2 separate regions of the Homo sapiens genome follow, and region 2 is linked to region 1. Evidence: read pairs that join two places in POLR2A ChIA-PET (ENCODE). Cell type or tissue: Caco-2. All regions are shown on one strand. Each heading gives the region's core, and the rest is flanking DNA. Links, peaks and the distances in the headings are about the cores only.

Evidence for each region. Peaks named below come from ENCODE experiments on the same cell type or tissue, not always from the same donor. Only the 100,000 strongest peaks of a DNase experiment are listed, where the experiment ranks them.
Region 2: POLR2A ChIA-PET joins it to region 1 with 11 read pairs; 2 of 35 experiments call an interaction of 5 or more read pairs at or near these places.

What each region holds. Positions count from the first base shown.
Region 1 is chr1:47,472,981-47,482,148 of GRCh38, reverse strand. No RefSeq gene overlaps it. Among named protein-coding and RNA genes, the nearest start is that of FOXD2, 40 kb to the right of the region's middle. In Caco-2, for the core only: no CTCF peak of the experiment used is centred there; DNase peaks (open chromatin) are centred at 3,858 and 4,368; H3K4me3 peaks cover 240 bases.
Region 2 is chr1:46,691,931-46,701,098 of GRCh38, reverse strand. EFCAB14 (EF-hand calcium binding domain 14) reads left to right here. Exons shown (of 11, transcript NM_014774.3): 4 at 4,450-4,548; 5 at 9,162-9,168. It overlaps EFCAB14-AS1 (EFCAB14 antisense RNA 1), which reads right to left. Exons shown (of 3, transcript NR_038828.1): 3 at 9,001-9,168. Among named protein-coding and RNA genes, the nearest start is that of EFCAB14-AS1, 22 kb to the right of the region's middle. In Caco-2, for the core only: no CTCF peak of the experiment used is centred there; no DNase peak of the experiment used is centred there.

The sequences.
Region 1 (9,168 bases), core at 632-8,631:
CCCACTTGATTACCTACCGCAGAATGACAGGCTTGGATAGAAACTAACAAGCCTCTGTGTGTCAGAAACAACTGTTCTGACAATTTGCTCCTGAGCCTCCACCTGCCAGCTGGGGCAGTCCAGCATCCCATCCTTTGGAAGCCTCTCCCGCCTCTCCTCACTCCACATGGAGGCATCTGTCTATTATGTGCCAGGCCTTCAAGCGCATTATTACATTTCATCTTCACATTTCTACTTCAAAAGAAGTAGATACTATTATTATCCCTATTTTACAGAGTACAAAACTGAGGCTTAGAGAGGTGAAGTACTTACTCAGAACTATACAGCAGAAATAAACAGGGTAAGATCTATCTGACTACAAAACCAGTGTGCTTTGCCACTGCACTACCCACCCTCAATCCCTTCCCAGTCCTAGCACCAGGCCAGCATGCAGTAAGTCCCGTGGATGTTGGTAGGGTTCAGCTTCTTTGGATCAGTGGGGCCCTAAGAGTTCTTTTTTTTCTTCTTGCTCTGTCGCCCAGGCTGGAGTGCAGTGACTTGATCTCGGCTCACTGCAACATCCACCTCCTGGGTTCAAGCAATTCTCCTGCCTCAGGCTTCTAGTAGCTGGGATTACAGACATGCATCACCATACCCGGCTAATTTTTGTATTTTTAGTAGAGACGGGGTTTCACCATGTTAGTCAGGCTGGTCTTGAACTCCTGACCTCATGATCCACCTGCCTCAGCCTCGCAAAGTGCTGGGATTACAGGCATGAGCCACCGCGCCCCGCCCAAGAGTTCTATGAAAATACCCAAAGGACATGATGAAACAGAGAGGGAACCTGAGAACCCAGAGTTTCAGAACTCAAGCTCAAGAACAAACTTGCCGGTGAACACAAACATGAACACACATATGCATCCACACACACATCCTTCAATAAGAGAAGGGCCAGTCTTCATTGCTTTTCCATGTAAGATGTGTCTGAACAGAAGTTTCTGCTGCCAAAAACCATCTGAAGAGCAAACCATTGCTTCCAGAGTCTCTCCAGATGAAGGACCCCCTCTTATCTTCCCAATGAGCAGGACAGGGCAGCCTCCCCAGCTCCTCCCATTCCAGTCCCTGGGTGCCAGAGCAGGACTTCTTGCCGACCCAGCAGGTGGGGCTGGGCCTCGGTGGAGAAGCCCCGGAAGGATTTAGGAAGCATGGGGCAGCCTGTGGGTGGGATCATCCCAGGGAGAGAGAGGCTGGAGACAGGGAGGAGAGTATTTCCGCCAAAAATGCTTAACCTGAAACTAGTAATGAAGAAACACTCAAAAAGTCTAAATCAAGGGACATTTTGCTAAATAACCAATCTAGACTCTTCAAAAATGTCCATATCATGAAAGATGACCCCAAAAAGAGGCTGAGAAATTGTTTGAGATTAATGGCAGCTAAAGAGACATGACAACTAAAACAAAATGTTCTAGAGGACATTATTTACAAAATTGGGAAAACTTGGAAACAGGCCATGTATTATATAATAGTATATAGCATGAAAGTTAAAATTTTAGGGCAACAATTATATTGTGGTTATAGAGGAGAATGTCCTTTTTTAAAGAGATGCATGCTGAAATTTGAGGGGTGAGGTCTGTTACTCACAAATGAAGAGAGAGAGGTGAGGAGGAAGGAGGGATGCAGGGAAGGAAAGAAGAGAGAGAGGAAATATGTTAATGATTGGTGGATCTAGATGAAGTGCATAGGAGTATTTGTTGTATGATTCTTATTGTTCTGTTCTTCTGATTTGTTCAACATGAAAGGTAGGGGAGGGTTATTTAGCTAGATTGAGAAAATAGGAGATGGCATCCCAAAGTCAGAGGTAGGAATGACTATAGGGTGGATGGGGGAAACAGTGGAGCCAGCCTGCATTGAGAGAGAAGGATGGGGATGGGGAGTCTCCTGAAGCCAGATCACACAGTGCTTTCAAATCCAGGAGGAAGATCAGCTCTGGTCCCACGGAGCAAAGGGCAAAAGAGGATGGAGGGGAGGTCTTAGGGCAATGCATGGGGCAGCAGTGTGGGTGGGATGATCCCGAGACAGAGAGAGAGAAAGAGATAGAGTGAGACAGAGAGACAGAAGCAGACAGAGAGCAATGAATAGAGATAGAGGCAGAGAGAGAGACTTGAAGCAAGGAGAAGCTGAAAGAGAAGAGGCCCGGCCAAAAGCTCTGGGACAAGATCGGCCAAGATGAGTCTGAGCTCATGCATCAGCAAGTCCTGGCAACAGATGGAGAGGCCAAGAGGTGAGGGGTGGTGAAGGTTCACAGGCTTGGACACCAGCTCACCCTATCCTGGCATTTTTGTGGCACACGCGCACCCAGTTTGGGTGCAGCTGGCGAGGCAGGAAGAGGGACTTTGGGTGGCAGTCCAGCCAGGACCAATCCCTACACCATCATCACTGCCTTGGTTTTCTTTGCCCATGTAAGGGTGACCATAGCCAGGCCCACCTTATGGATTGGTTGTTGCGAGCACTGGCAAGCTAGAGTCTGTGAAGTGAATGATAAATAGAAGAAACTCAAAAAGTGAGTAATAAATAAAAGCTGTTACACCATAACCCCTACTAACTCTCACCCACGAAATGGGGATTCACACATCTGCTGCTCTAGGTGTGGACGCAGCCGTGAATGAAGCAGACAAAAAGCCCTGCCCTCCAGAGAAACAGACAGTAAACAAAACACACAATTAAAAGATACAGTGTGAGATGGCAGGAAGTGCTGAGGAGAAGGACAAGGCAGCGGGGGAGAGGGGGTACCCAGGTGATGGGACCAGGCAAGGCGGGTTCCATGCAAAAACTGCTGTCCAAGAAAGGTTCACTGAAAAGGTGACATTTTGGCAGAAACTTTTTTTTTTTTTTGAGACGGAGTCTTGCTTAGTTGCCCAGGCTGGAGTGCAGTGGCACGATCTCGGCTCACTGCAAGCTCCACCTCCCAGGTGCACGCCATTCTCCTGCCTCAGCCTCCCGAGTAGCTGGGACTACAGGCGCCTGCCACCACGTCCGGCTAATTTTTTTTGGTTTTTTTTTAGTAGAGATGGGGTTTCACCATGTTAGCCAGGATGGTCTCGATCTCCTGACCTCGTGATTCACCCGCCTCGGCCTCCCAAAGTGCTGGGATTACACGCGTGAGCCACCACGCCCGGCCAGAGAAACATTTTACTAAGAGGTAAGGGAGGGAATCTACCAGATCTGGGAAGACCGTTCCAGGCAGAGAGAACAGTTTCGTGCAAAGTTTTTCAGGTGGGAGGAAAAACCCTGAGGCCCAAAGGGAGAGAGGAGGAGCAAGAGGAGGGGAGGGGAGCTGGGGGGTCTAAGCCAGGCTAACCAACATGTTCACCCATCCCTCTGGCTCCAAAATTGACAACAGACTGAAGGGAAGTGGGGCAGAATTTAGGAAGTTAACTTAATAATCCAGGAGTCAGATCCAGGAGATGATGGTGTCTGGGACCTGGAGGGTAGCGGTGGAGGCTGAGAAGTGGTTGGATGATGAATAATTGTTTGAGGGTAGAATCAGCAGGGTTTCCTGCCTGGTTATTGAGGAGTCTAGAGAAATGTGTATGAAGGTCTCAGTGCACATGCCACGGGCATAGACCTGACCCTCAAGTAGAGGCTCCATAAGTGGGCTGTTAGGCCCCACGCAGGACCGCGTGGAAAGCAGCTGACAAGGAACAGCATTGCACCAAAAGCCTCTATAGTGCAGCCAAGCAAGAAAGGGGTATCCCCAGAGCCTGTGAGCCCCTCCCCTACCACTCCCTGCCCGAATAGGACCGCAGAGGCCACAGGTTACGGAGAGGGAGCTCACACCCCGGCAAAGATTGATGCCTTTTAAACAGACCCAGAGTGAGAAGGACAGAGAAAGTCAATATTTGTCCGAGCAAGCCAAACAGGCCGGCTCGCCCAGGAATGTGAGGGAGGGAGGGAGGCCCAGTGCCCAGAGAACATTATTTCAACAGACAGATATTTGGAAACCGTCGCTGTCCTGGGGATGGGGGAAGGGGGCAGTTCACCCAGCCCTCATTCCTGCCCAGGGATGGATGGGACCAGGCCTGGCAGCAAGGGGGTGAGAAGGGAGGGGACAAAGGGACAGTGGGGAGGGAAAAAGCAGATCAGGGCAGAGGAGCTGGAAACTGAGGGTCAGAAAGGGGAAGGGATTACCCAGGACATACAGGTGAAATCCTCCAATGGTTTTTCACATCTTTCAATTCAACTGCAAACATTGTAGCCTGCTCTAGGCGGCTTTCCACCATCCAGACCCTGCCTACCTGTCTTGTCTCACCTCCCTGCACCCCCAGCGAATCTGAGCATTTTATGGTACCAAAGCACACCCAGTGCTCAGCTTGCTTTTGCATACACCATTCCTCCACTGGACACACCTTTTTTTAACTCTGATTCATTCTTCAAAACCTAGTTCAAGGTTCACCTGCACCAGCAGTCTTCTTGTTTGAGGTTAAGAGCTGGAGGCTCAAATCCAAAGAGGGCGGGACTTGCCAGTTACTGGCTGTAGAACTTTAGGCAAGTTCCTTGACCTTTGTAAGTCTTAGTTTTCTCATCTGCAAGATGGTGTGGGAGGCCGAATAATGCTCCCCACCCTCAAGATGTCCACATCCTCATCCTCAGAGTCTGTGAATATGTTACCTTACATGGTGAAAGGGACTTTGCAGATGTGATTAAATGAAGGATCTCAGATGGAGAGATTATCATGGATTATCAGGGTGGGCCCAGTGTAATCACAAGGGTCCCTATAAGAGGGAGGCAGGAAGGTCACAGTGAGACCAGGAGATGTGATGATAGAAGCAGAGATTGGAGAGATGCAGGGGCCACAAGCCAAGGAATGCAGGTGGCCCCTAGAAGTTAAACAAGGTAAGAAAATAGATTATTCCTCAGAGTCTCTAGAAGCAACAGCCCAGCTAACACCTTGACCTTAGTCCAGTGAAACTTGTTTTGGACTTCTGAACTCCAAACTGTAAGATGATAAATTTAGGTTGTTTAAAGCCGCTAAGTTTACAGTAATTTGTTACAGCAATAGGAAACTAATTCAGCTAAGTACCACATTCATACCTACCGCCAAGGTTCTTGTAAGTAAGAACTAAATAACTTTATATATAAAGTTATAGTACATATATATACTATATCTATATAGTTTATATATATTTAAAAGTGACTGTATATATACATATATATATATATATATACACTTACAAGAACCCTGGAGGTAGGTATGAAGACCCCTTAGCATTGTACCTGATAGAGAGAAAGGGCTCAGGGGCTGTTGAGTATCCCTGTTGGTGCTACCACGTCTACATCCCGGCCTCTTCACAATCCCTTCCAACTTGGTCTTTAATGTCTGTGTGCATCTCTGCCTGCTTCTCCAGATAGTGAGCAATTTAAGGGCAGGCACACAGTGTTATATTAGTCTTGGTATCGTCAATACCAGGCACTTAGCAAATGCTCAAAAAATGTTGAATGAATAAGTGAATGAATGAATGAATGAATGCTGGCATTTGTCCATGCACAATGTGGCTTTAATCATACAAATTCGACAACCATGGGACCAAGCTTTAGAATCCAAACCCCAGAAGCGATCTCTGGAAATAGTTGGGTCCTGAAGGGCGGACAGGTGGATGGAGGATACCAATCACCCACCTAGGTTTGTCTCGGAATTTCCAAGTAGCTTCTCCTTGCGACACTGCAAGAAGCTGAGGTTTCTTTTTTCTGAGACAGGATCTGGCTCTGTCACACTAGCTGGAGTGCAGTGGCGCAATCTTGGCTCACTGCAACCTCTGCCTCCCAGGCTCAAGCCATCTTCTCACCCCAGCCTCCTGAGTAGCTGGGACCACAGGCGCACAACACCACGCCTGGCTAATTTTTGTATTTTTTGTAGCGACAGGGTTTCACCATGTTGCCCAGGCTGATCTCAAATTCCTGAGCTCAAGCAATCCACCCACCTTGGCCTCTCAAATTTCTGGGATTACGGGCGTGAGCCACAGCGCCTGACTCGAGAAGCTGAGGGTCGTACCCAGAGAGATGGTTGACAACCTCTGGACCCAGGTTCCCACAAGTGGCTGCTGCCTCCAGGTCAGAGGTAGTGCCTGGGAAGGCAGCACATGTGGTCAGCAGATTTGGGCATGCATCACAGTGATGAGGAAGTAGATGGTCAGCATCCAGTGGCCTTTACTATGTGCCAGATATGTGCCTTGTGTAGTGTAAAGTGCTTTACATCATTTTTTCATTTCATGCTCAAGTGTCTGTTATTCTTCCCATTTACCAGGGAAGAAACTGAAGCTTAGATAGGTTATGCAATTTGTCCAAAATCACACAGCTTGCAAATCCCCATGCTGCTTGCCTCAAGAGCCTGTTCTTATCACCACCACCCTCCACTGCCTGTCAAGCTGTCATGTCCTTAGATTTGTGTTGTACCTTCTATAGAAGCTGGATGGGACCTCAGGACAGACAGCTTGGTATATTTATTTTTGCCCCCTCTAAAGTCATTCAGCAAACATTTATCAAGCCTCGTCTGGGTCAGGATCTGCTCTGGGCATTGGATTCGGAGAGGTGACCCAAGCAGAGGGACAGGCCCTGAACAATTGCAGCGCAGTGCTACATCCTGAAATAGTGGGACATATGAGGCCATGGAAGACCAGAGGAAGGCATCGATATCTGTTGGGCTTCAGAAATAAAGCTCCCTCAGGAATAGCCAAACACATGGCAAGGGGTACCCTTTGAAAGAAGGAATTCCAAGCCAAGGGAACATCATATGCAAAGGCCCAGAGGAAAGAAAGTGGGACACTCAGGAAAGCACAGATCACTGAGGGTGGCTGAAAGGTAGAGGTCAGAGAGGAATGAAGCTGGAGCATGAGCAGGGCCATATGTAGACCACAGTACTGAGGATGCATTTGAGCCTGAGGGCAACAGGATGCTACAGAAAGGATTTAAGCAAGAGAAGGGCTTGGTCAAATTGTACAATCTTCTTAAAATAATAACACCAATATCTATCATGTATCCAGTTCTTGTTATGTCTCAGCTACTCTTCTAAGCAACCTACATGGATTAATTAACTTAATCATCACTACAGCATCATTGCTATCATATAACATCTTCAGTTTACAGACGAGAAAACTGCAGCACAGAGAGGTTGAGTAACTTGCCCAACATCACACAGCTAGTAAGTGACAGAAATGAGATTTTGAACCCAGATCATCTGGCTCTAGATCTGAGGTACTCACTCTGGCTGAACTCTTCTCCTGGGACGCAGGGTTTAGATGTGGCTGTGTGATACCAGAACCCAGCATAGGGCAAAGCAAAGAGGAATTGTCCAGGAATTCTGGGCGAGGCTGCCCAGCAAGTGGGCCTGGCTCAAGGAGATGGAATCTGCTCTTCAAGCTGCTCTGGGCCCAAGGCAGCTGGATGACTACTCACAGCCCTGCCTCCCTTGGACTTGAGTCTCCAGGACTGGCTGATGCTTCAGGAGCTCCCCTCTGCCCCAGAGCCCACCCTCCCACAGCGCTGCTGTGAGTTCTTGGGCATTGCCTTATCATCTTCCCAGATTTCTTTGGGGTTTTTCCCAGCTCTAATTTTCTGAAAGCCCTTCCGCTTTGCTGCAGATCCTATCTCCCTGTGTGTTTCCCATTAGCAAAGCGATTAGCACTCATCCATTTACATAAGCACAGAGGCCCCCCAGACCCAAGCGAGCCACGGCCTCTCCTTGGCTAGAAAGGAGTTCCCCTGGCATAATCTGCCCAAATACCTTCTCAGCAGCCACTTGTCTTCTCTAGGTGCCTCAGTTTCTTTATCTATAAAATGAGGATAATGATATCACATACTTCACAGGCTGTTGCGATGGATACCTGTATGATAAGCATAAGCAATGTGTATTCAATGTAGTACTATACATAGGGGTTATAACTATTATTGAAGTTATTACTGCCATCCGATCATCTTAGTTAAAGAAAGACAGGTAAACTGAACATCCAATTCTGTCATAACCATTCTCTTTTTTAAAGAAATTAATAACGCTTTTTTGACAAATAGAAGTACGTATATTTAGGGTTTATGACATGGTGTTTTGATGTACATTGTACATTGTAAAATGATTATCACAATCCAGCTAACTAACATATCTATCCCTCACATAGTTACCATGTTTTTGTTGTGTGTGCTGAGCACTTTAAGATCTACTCTCTTAGCAAACTTCAAGTAGCCAATACAGCATTATTAACTATAGTTATCATGTTGTACAATAAATCTCTTGAACTTATTCTTCCTATCAAACTGAAATGTTGTGCCCTTTGATCAACATCTCCCCAACATCCCCTCCCGCCCACCCTAGGCGCTGGTAACCACCATTCTACTCTCTGCTTCTATGAGTTCAACTTTTTTAGATTCTATGTATGAGTGAGATCATACAGTGTCTGCCTTTCTGTGCCTGGTTTATTTCATTTAGCATAATGTCCTCCAGGTTCATCCTCATTGTCAGAACGGCAAGATTTCCTTTTTAAAGGCTGAATAGTATTTTGTTGTATGTGCACGTTTGTGTGTACGCGTGTGTGTATACACATCTTCTTGATCCATTAATCTGTTCACAGACACTTGGATTATTTCCACATCTTGGCTATTGTGAACAATGCTGCCGTGAACATGGACGTGCAAAGGTTTCTTCAACCTTAGACCCAAAAGTTAGATTGCTGGGTCTGTCACAGACATTCTGAACAGCAAAAAGGAACAAACCCACATCAAGAATCATTAACTCCTGGCAGGCAGTGAGGGAGGAGCTTTCATGACATTTCATGATGCTCTGTCATCTAATTCTCTCAACTTCTCTATGAGGTAAGAATTGTCCCCATCTTACAGATGAGAAAACTGAAGCGTGGTGATGTGAGGTCAGCTGACCAAGGTCATCTACCTTGTAAGTGGCTTTGAACCCAGGTCTACTTGGCTGCACAAGCCTGGGCTCACTCTGCTGGACCATGCTCCCCGCACCCACCAGGCCACCTCTGAAATGAGGCAAAAGCCGTGTGCCCTTGTGGAGCTGCCACTGACCCCAGTCATAAGACTCAGAAGACAGACTGGCAGGAAGTATTCTTGTGCAAAATAACACAAATAAGAGCCAGCATTTCTTCTACTAATACTAGATGTCAGCATTCTCATGAATTTAATCCT
Region 2 (9,168 bases), core at 684-8,683, 780 kb after region 1:
TTATATAAGGTTTAAACTATAAAACACATACAGAAATCCTATGAAAATTTTCCTTCAATTCCCATCTCTGTGTTCCCATCTCACATGCACACACACACACACACACACACACTCACTCACTCTCTCTCTCTCTCTCTCTCTCATGCCCCCATAGGTGTCCAGTCAGTAATGTGGGCTTCATCCTCCTAGTTCTCTATTTACAAAATCATAATAGTTTTTAGTATGAATTAGCCTATGGGTTAACATGCGTGTGTGTTTGTAAATAAATAAGGTCATTCAATATATGTTCTGCAGCTTGCTTTTCCACTGAATATATGCACATTCTTAGTGATATACATTTAAATTGTTTCTAGTATTTTGCTGTTACAAATAAGGAAAAATTATTTTAAAAAATATATCATGTACATGAGCTATTTTATAAGATTTCTAGACATGAAATTGCTAAAATAAAGAATATAAACATTTCAAATTTTGATGGATATTCCTAGATAAACTTCTTACAAGTCTTCTCTAATTTATACTCCCATAAGCAGAGCATGAAAATGCCTGTTTCTATATGTCCTTTTCAAACCTGGATATCATTCATATCTTTTTAAAGGCATGAGTGAAAACCTCCTTAATGTAATTGCTTCTCTTAGGAAGTTTATGGTTTGCTGAGAGTATCTCTGTGGACTGAGGTTTCTCACCCATCTTGTTTTTAAATGAACAGAGTTACAATGTTGATGATTAGTCTGGTTATTCTGGAGTCCTTATGTAGAATTGCATGTTTTAGTGCTTATTAATTTCACTATTAAAGAACTGTCACTTATTTGATATTTCATCTGTACCAGGTACTATGCTAAGAGCTTTGATTATATGTCTCATTTAATTCTCATAGCCTGTATTGATCATCTGTTCCTTGGTTACAAATTACCCCAAAACTTAGTGGCCTAAAACAACAGTCATTTAGTATCTTACGGTTTCTATATGTCAGGAATTTGGGAGCAGCTTAGCAGACTGGTTCTGGCCAAGATCTCTAAGGTTGCAATTAAGATGTCATCCGGGTCTTTATAACCTGGAGGTCTGACTGGGGCTGGAGGTTCCTCACTCACATGGCTTTTGGTAGGAGGCCTCAGTTCCTCCCAACATGGACTTGTCATTCTGGGGCTACTCGAGTGTCCTCACAGCATGGCAGCTCCCTTCCCCAGAGTGACTAATCCAAGGAGAGCAAAGAAGAAGGCATAGGACCTTTTGTGACCTAATTTCTAAAGTTGCCAGTTGTCACTTCCACTTTATTCTCTTCTGTAGAAGCAAGTTACTTATGTCAGGCTACACTCTAGGGAAGGGGAAGTAGGTTTCACCTCTTGAAGGGAAGAAGACTATCAAAGAATTTGTAGACATATTTTGAAACCATCACGTATCCTTATAAGATAGTTGTTAAATAGTTGTTGTTGTTATTATTATTATACCCAGTTACTGATGAAAAGAATAAATTCACTACTTATCTAGCCTTATCTCCTACCCCCCGGCCTCTGTCTTCTACTCTGCTTAGACTAGCCTTCTCAATGTCCATCCCAGACACAGAGTGTTAATTCTCAGCCATTCATTCAACAAATGCCAGTCTTTGTATCACGGGTATTGTGGAAAGTAAAAGAGACATGGTCCTTGATCATGTGGAGCTTATAGTCTTGTGGAAGAGAGAAACCTCAATCAAATAACCACCTAAACAAATCATTGTCACTTTGAGAAGTGCTATGAAAAGAAAGTACTCCTGAGCCTGTTCATACTGTGTTCCCTATCCCCCGATGCCACCCTCACCCTTCTAACCTAGAAAGAATGCCTGCTTGGTTTTTATGTATAAAATTCTAACTTCTCTGTCAGAGTCCAATTTGAGTCCTCCTTCAGCGAAGCCTGTTTCTTTCAGCTTGCATTGATATCCTTTTCTCAGAACTTTATTCAGTATCACGTTTAATGCTTAATTGTTTCTTTAATGTACTCTTGCCTTGTCTCTCAGTTATATTGAAAGCTCCTTGAGGTGAGAGACCTAAGAGTTTCCCTTAATTCTTCTATCTTCCCCACTGTTAACACCCAGTCCCAGCAAATCGTATCATCTCTACTTCTGCTACTACCTCTACTACCACTCAAGTCTAAACCACCATTATCTCTTGCCGAGACTACACAGATCTCCTTCTTACTGGTCTCTCCATTTCTACTGACAGCCATAGTAGTCTTCCTCCAAGGTGTCTCCATTCATGTAATTATCCTGCTTACACACCCCTGCCTATCACACCTCAAGTAAAACCCATGTGCTTGTTCTGGTTTACAGAGTCCTGTCTGTTCTGGCACTTTACTGCACAACTGGCCTCACCACCTACTTTGTCTCTCTGTCTCTCTCACATACACACACACATTATGAGATCCTGCCACCTAAACTTCTGTTCTCTGAATATGCCAAGCTCTTTCCTGTACTGGGACTTTTGGTCTAGCAGTTCCCTCTTCCCTGAAATAGGCTTCATCCAATCTTCATATGATTAATTCTTTCTTACTATTCAGATCTCAGTTTAAATTTTATCTCCTTACAGAGGCCTCCTCAGACCGATCAGTCTAAAAGTTGCTACCCAGTCACTCCTGTCAAGTTACTTTATTTTAATTTTTTTCTAGTGCTTCCCACTATCTGATATTTTTCTATATAAAAGTGTCTGTCTGCTTGCACTAAAATGTAAACACCACAGGATCCCTGACATCTGTGTTGTTCACCAGTGGTGAATAATAGGGTCCAGTAGTATTTGTTTTATTAGTGAGTGGCTGAAAATTCATCTTAAGCCTCTGAACTTTTGCCTTCTAAAAGAAAAGAGGGAAAAGAGAACTTGAGTTCCCGAGTTCCCAGGCTCCTTACCAGACTCCCTGTCTCAGACCAAGCTACTACTACTTACTCAGGGAGCTTTGTTTAAATTAAATTCTTTGCATAGCCGGACATGGTGGCTCATGCCTGTAATCCCAGCACTTTGGGAGACCAAGGCAGGTGGATCACTTAAGGCCAGGAGTTCAAGACCAGCCTGGCCAACATGGCGAAACCCCTATCTTTACTAAAAATGCAAAAATTTGCCAGGTGTAGGGGCATGCACCTGTAATCCCGGCTACTCAGGAGGCTGAGGCACGAGAATCACTTGAACCCAGGAGGCAGAGGCTGCGGTGAGCCAAGATCACTGCACTGTACTCCAGCCTGGGCAACAGAGCAAGACTGTCTCAAAAAAAAAAAAAAAAAGAGAGAGAGAGAAAGGAAAAAATTCTTAGCACAGTACTTATTACAATCTGATTTCTTTTCTTTGTTTTTCTGTCACCTTTTACTAGGATGTATGCTCCATGAGAGCAGAGCTTCATGGTCTTGTTTGCCTCTCTGCTGTCTCCACAATGACTGCAGCAGTGTCTGGCACAGAGATGCCAAACATTTGCTAAAGGAATGAGTAGGGAATCAGGTTCTGTTTTGTCTTACACCCCCCAGTGCCTACCACTGTGCTTGGCCCATAACAAGTGCCCAGAAACTGGTGGGTACTCTGAGGCCACTCTGAATATAATTGCTATTGGTAGATCTGTGTTCTCATCCTAGAATTTAGAATGGGAAAGCGGTTTAGAACTAAGAGTCTTTCAAGTGTTTCGAGCCAAACTGCAAAGCTTTTAGAATATTGTCTCTGCAGCCTGAAACTGACTATTACACAGGTTCCCCCAGTTCCCATTCAAGAGCGAAGTCTAGATGTTTAGAATTCTATGCCTAAATAGCAGAACGGAAGCCTCATTTTATTTTGATTAAATTCCTATTTTAATACATACATTGCATCAGTCAGTGAGTCAGTGAGTATTTATTGAGCCCCTTCAGGATACAAAGTAGTGCTCTGGTAGAGCTATTGAGTTTGAAATATTAGTCACATTTTTAAACCAAAACCAAATCCCCAAGTAGTTGAAAGTGCTGTTCAAATTGTCAGAGTGCAGTTCCTGTAGACTGTATTTTGTGAGATGGGCTTTTACTTTATATGTTCCCACTTGGGCAGGAACAAAAGTTTGGTAAATTACTGAGGTATTACATTTTACCAAAATGAAATTTTGAAGTGATCCTTCATCATTAGCTTTCTTCCTGTCCAATTGTTGAGGGAGTGTGTGATAATTACAGCATCTTTTGAGTAATTTAAGATTTTGGGATCTTGTGCTGCCAGGACAGGGTAAAGAATAACACTTGCCTTCACTCTTTGACACTAGTGTTCAAATTGGGCAGGGAAAGAAGGGGTATTATTGTTGCCTCCCAGATCCCAACTCTATCCAAAGTACTGTCTCCTTTACTTCTGTGAGCTGACAGGGTTGCAGAAACACATAAAATCCTAGACTATCTTGACATCACCAACCGTAGAGTTTGTGAAGGTAACGTGTCCTCTACAAATTCTCATTTGTTTTCATTGTTTGTTACTCTTTTTTGTTCAGATTTCTCTGTTGACTTCTGCAGTGAACCACCTCAAAGCCAATGTTAAGTCAGCTGCAGACTTGATTAGCCTGCCTACCACTGTAGAGGGACTTCAGAAGGTAGGTGCCATGTGTGGGTACAGAGACTTCAGAAGGTAGGTGCCATGTGTGGGTACTATTTGCCATAATTCTAGCTTCTTATAAGTTTTCATTGAAAGCCTAGCATTTGAAATCAGCTGCTCCAAGAGGGCAGTAATGGAGTGTATCACTGTGTCCTAAAGAATTCAGAACAATTTTGTTTTGGTCTGGTTAGTTAGGCCTTTAATTTGCAACAGGTTACCTCAGCTGTGATTTATATGGGTTCATACCTTTTTATTTGGCTCTCTGAGTCCCAGAATTGCTCTGCTGGCACTCTTGTGTTAGCATATATGGGTTCGCTTTTCAGCTTGCTTTTTCAGTTCACCACTCACAATATCTTCATCAAAGCAGACCAATTGTACATGATAGTTACCCTAAATCTCTGTTACTTTCCATAATTAAGAAAGTTAAAAAAAAAAAAAAAAGATGACCTGGGGAAATGCAAAAATTAAAAATTCAGGAAACAAGTGTTGGCAAGGATATGTGGAACGAAGGAAATTTTCAAACACTCCTGCTCCTGCTAGGAGTATTAATTGGTAAAAATCACTTTGGAGGCTGGGCATGGTAGCTCATGACTGTAATCCCAACGTTTTGGGAGGCTGAGCCAGGAGGATCACTTGAACCCAGGAATTACAGACCAGCCTGGGCAACATAGGGAGACCTCGTCTTTACAAAAAATTTTAAAGTTAGCTGGGCATGGTGGCACACAACTGTAGTCCCAGCTACATGGGAGGCTGAAGTAGGAAGATCACTTGAGCCTGGGAGGTTGAGGCTACAGTGAGCTGTGACCAACCAGATGAATAGTACTCAGGGATCCTTAGAGATGGACGGGAAGAGTGGATAGGGGTAGGAAGGCAGAAGAGGTGCCTAATTCGAACATAAAGAACATCATCCCCTGACACAGGAAATGGAAGAAGGGATTCCCCAAACGGTGGATATCAAATCTAGGATCTTTGAATTATAAAAATATGTGCTAAGTTTGGTCAGATTATGTGCCAGGGTCTATGAGCATATGAATTCTTTCCACAAAGGAGCAAGAAATTTCTAAGCCATAAGCGAAGACAAAATTTGCTATTTTATAGCCACACCATCTGTGTGTGCTCAGTCTCCATAATTTGCTACTTGTCCAATGTGGCCATCTACTTACAAATTCGGGGGGAAAAAAAAGGGGTAGGGACAACTCTGATGAGGCCAGATTCTTGCCGTTGTTCCTAGGGCCAATTCAGGAAATGATAGGCTTCTGTAGCCATTAGTACAGAAGCAGCTCTCACAGTCTTGCATTAGAAAAGGAAACTGGTTTATTCTTTTTTTTATTACACTTTAAGTTCTAGGGTACATGTGCACAACGTGCAGGTTTGTTACGTATGTATATATGTGCCATGTTGGTGTGCTGCACCCATTAACTCATCATTTACATTAGGTATATCTCCTAATGCTATCCCTCCCCCCACCCCAAAACAGGCCCCGGTGTGTGATGTTCCCCTTCCTGTGTCCAAGTGTTCTCATTGTTCAATTCCCACCTATGAGTGAGAACATGCAGTGTTTGGTTTTTTGTCCTTGCAATAGTTTGCTGAGAATGATGGTTTCCAGCTTCATCCATGTCCCTACAAAGAACATGAACTCATCATTTTTTATGGCTGCATAGTATTCCATGGTGTATATCTGCCATGTTTTCTTAATCTAGTCTATCACTGATGGACATTTGGGTTGGTTCCAAGTCTTTGCTATTGTGAATAGTGCCGCAATAAACATAAGTGTGCGTGTGTCTTTATAGCAACATGATTTATAATCCTTTGGGTATATACCCAGTAACGGGATGGCTGGGTCAAATGGTATTTCTAGTTCTAGATCCTTGAGGAATCTCCACACTGTCTTCCACAATGGTTGAACTAGTTTACAGTCCCACCAACAGTGTAAAAGTGTTCCTATTTCTCCACATCCTCTCCAGCACCTGTTGTTTCCTGATTTTTAATGATCACCATTCTAACTGGTGTGAGATGGTATCTCATTGTGGTTTTGATTTGCATTTCTGTGATGGCCAGTGATGATGAGCATTTTTTCATGTGTCTGTTGGCTGCATAAATGTCTTCTTTTGAGAAGTGTCTGTTCGTATCCTTCACCCACTTTTTGATGGGGTTGTTTGATTTTTTCTTGTAAATTTGTTTAAGTTCTTTGTAGATTCTGGATATTAGCCGTTTGTCAGATGAGGAGATTGCAAAAATTTTCTTCCATTCTGTAGGTTGCCTGTTCACTCTGATGGTAGTTTCTTTTGCTGTGCAGAAGCTCTTTAGTTTAGTTAGATCCCATTTGTCAATTTTGGCTTTTGTTGCCATTGCTTTTGGTGTTTTAGACATGAAGTCCTTGCCCATGCCTATGTCCTGAATGGTATTGCCTAGGTTTTCTTCTAGGGTTTTTATGGTTTTAGGTCTAACATTTAAGTATTTAATCCATCTTGAATTAATTTTTGTATAAGGTGTAAGGAAGGGATCCAGTTTCAGCTTTCTACATATGGCTAGCCAGTTTTCCCAGCACCATTTATTAAATAGGGAATCCTTTCCCATTTTTTGTTTTTGTCAGGTTTGTCAAAGATCAGATGGTTGTAGATGTGTGGTATTATTTCTGAGGGCTCTGTTCTGTTCCATTGGTCTATATCTCTGTTTTGGTACCAGAAAAGGAAACTGGTTTATTCTTGAATTTATTCATTCAATAAACATTTGTGGAACTTCCTCCAGTATGTACCAGGCACTTTGCTGTTGATGGGAATACTAGTTTCAGAGTTTTGCTCCAGAGTTCACATGGCTCTGTCAGTTGCTTCCTTAGGGGAAAAAAGAAAAGAAAAAAAAAATCCTTAAACAAGAGCTTACTATCTTCTGGCATCCCAATGGGTTCATACATCCAGCCAGTGAGGATTGGATTCACAAACAGTAGGTGTCTTTGAATGCCTGTAGCTTTTGCAACAGGCATTCAGAGCTTACATAGATAGCAACAGAGCTTACATAGATAGCAAACCAGCTTAGATACTTTTACCCAGTGTGTTGTCTCTTTGCAAATCTGTGTGTTTATCATGCCAGGCACTGTGTTTCTTTCAAGTGGCTCAGTTTTGAAGTGGTAGGTCATGCCAAATACCTAACTTTATTGTATCTCATGTAATTTTTATTAGTGTCATCTCGTGTTCTCTTGGATTCTTGGATATCAGTGTAATAAAAATGACCTTGGTTAAAAATACTAATGTGGCACTGTAAAACTGTCAGCATGTCTTGAAAAGGCCAAAACTCACTGAATAGTAACACCCTTTTAGATGTTCCCTTAGGACAGGCTTTTTTTAAAACATGGCTTCTGAATTATATCTCCAAGTTCCCTGTCCACTTGGGCTTTTTAGGGCTAATGAAAGCAAAGTAAGCCACTACTCATATCCCTATTCAGTGGTTGCTGACAGGATTCTACTTTTTTTTCATCTCTGCAGTATTGAGTTTCCCAAAGCCAGATATGGTTCCCTCCCACTTTTGCTCGAAGTGTCCTTTGCTCCTAACAAGTGGCAGTCTACTGTGTTAGCTCGGCCATCTGCCTTCCCACAGCAGGGATTGACAGAGGCAGTTTGTGAGAGAACCTTATCCCTGGGTTCCAGATTTATAAACTAATATTTTTTCTTTAGGGAAGATTTGGTTTTCCTCTAGGAAAAATCATTTAAATTAAGAAAATTACTTGTTTGATTGATAGAGAAAGAGTCCTGTTAATTATCTCAGTATACACTACATGTAATCATAGTTTGAAGATATTTGAAATAATCAGAAACACCGATTTTCATTAGGGCAGTGTTTCATTAGGGCAATGTAAATTAAAATCACAATATACACTTCCATTAGAATGGCTGAAGTTGAAAAGAATGACTGTACCAATATTGGTACAGGATTGGTGAGGATATGGAGTAACAGGAACTCTCATTCCCTGCTGGTGGGAATGTAAAATGGCATAACCATTTTAGAACATTGTTGGGCAGTTTTTTAACAAGTGAAGCATAGACCTGCCATATGATCAGCCATTCACCTGCTAGGTATTATGGCGATTAGAAAGCATATGATAAAGGGGAATGTCTATAAGTCCACATGAAGACCTGAACACGAATGTTTATAGCAGCTTCATTTGTAATAGTCAAATATTGAACACAGCCTAAATGTCCATGAGCAGGGGGAGAGATAAACTGTGATAGAGCCACACAATGGAATGCTGCTCGGCAGCCTGCCAAGTAGCCTCAACATGGATGAATCCCAATTCTGCTGAGTAGAAGCAGCCACACTTTAAAAAGCACTACTTGCTCACTGGTTCTACTTATATAAAATCTAGAAAATGAAGACTGATTTATTGTGACAGAAAGTGGATCAGTGGTTGCCTGGGAACGATCGGCAAGGGAGTGATTACAGAGAGTCATGAGGAAACTTTCAGAGGTGATGAGTGTTTATTATCTTGATTGTAGTACTGGTTTCACAATTGTTTATGTGTCAAAACATTCAAATTATACATTTTTGAATATGTACAGTTTATTGCATGTCAGTTGTCTCTTAAAGCTTTTTTACACCTTCCTATATGTTTCCATTCAGAGTGTAG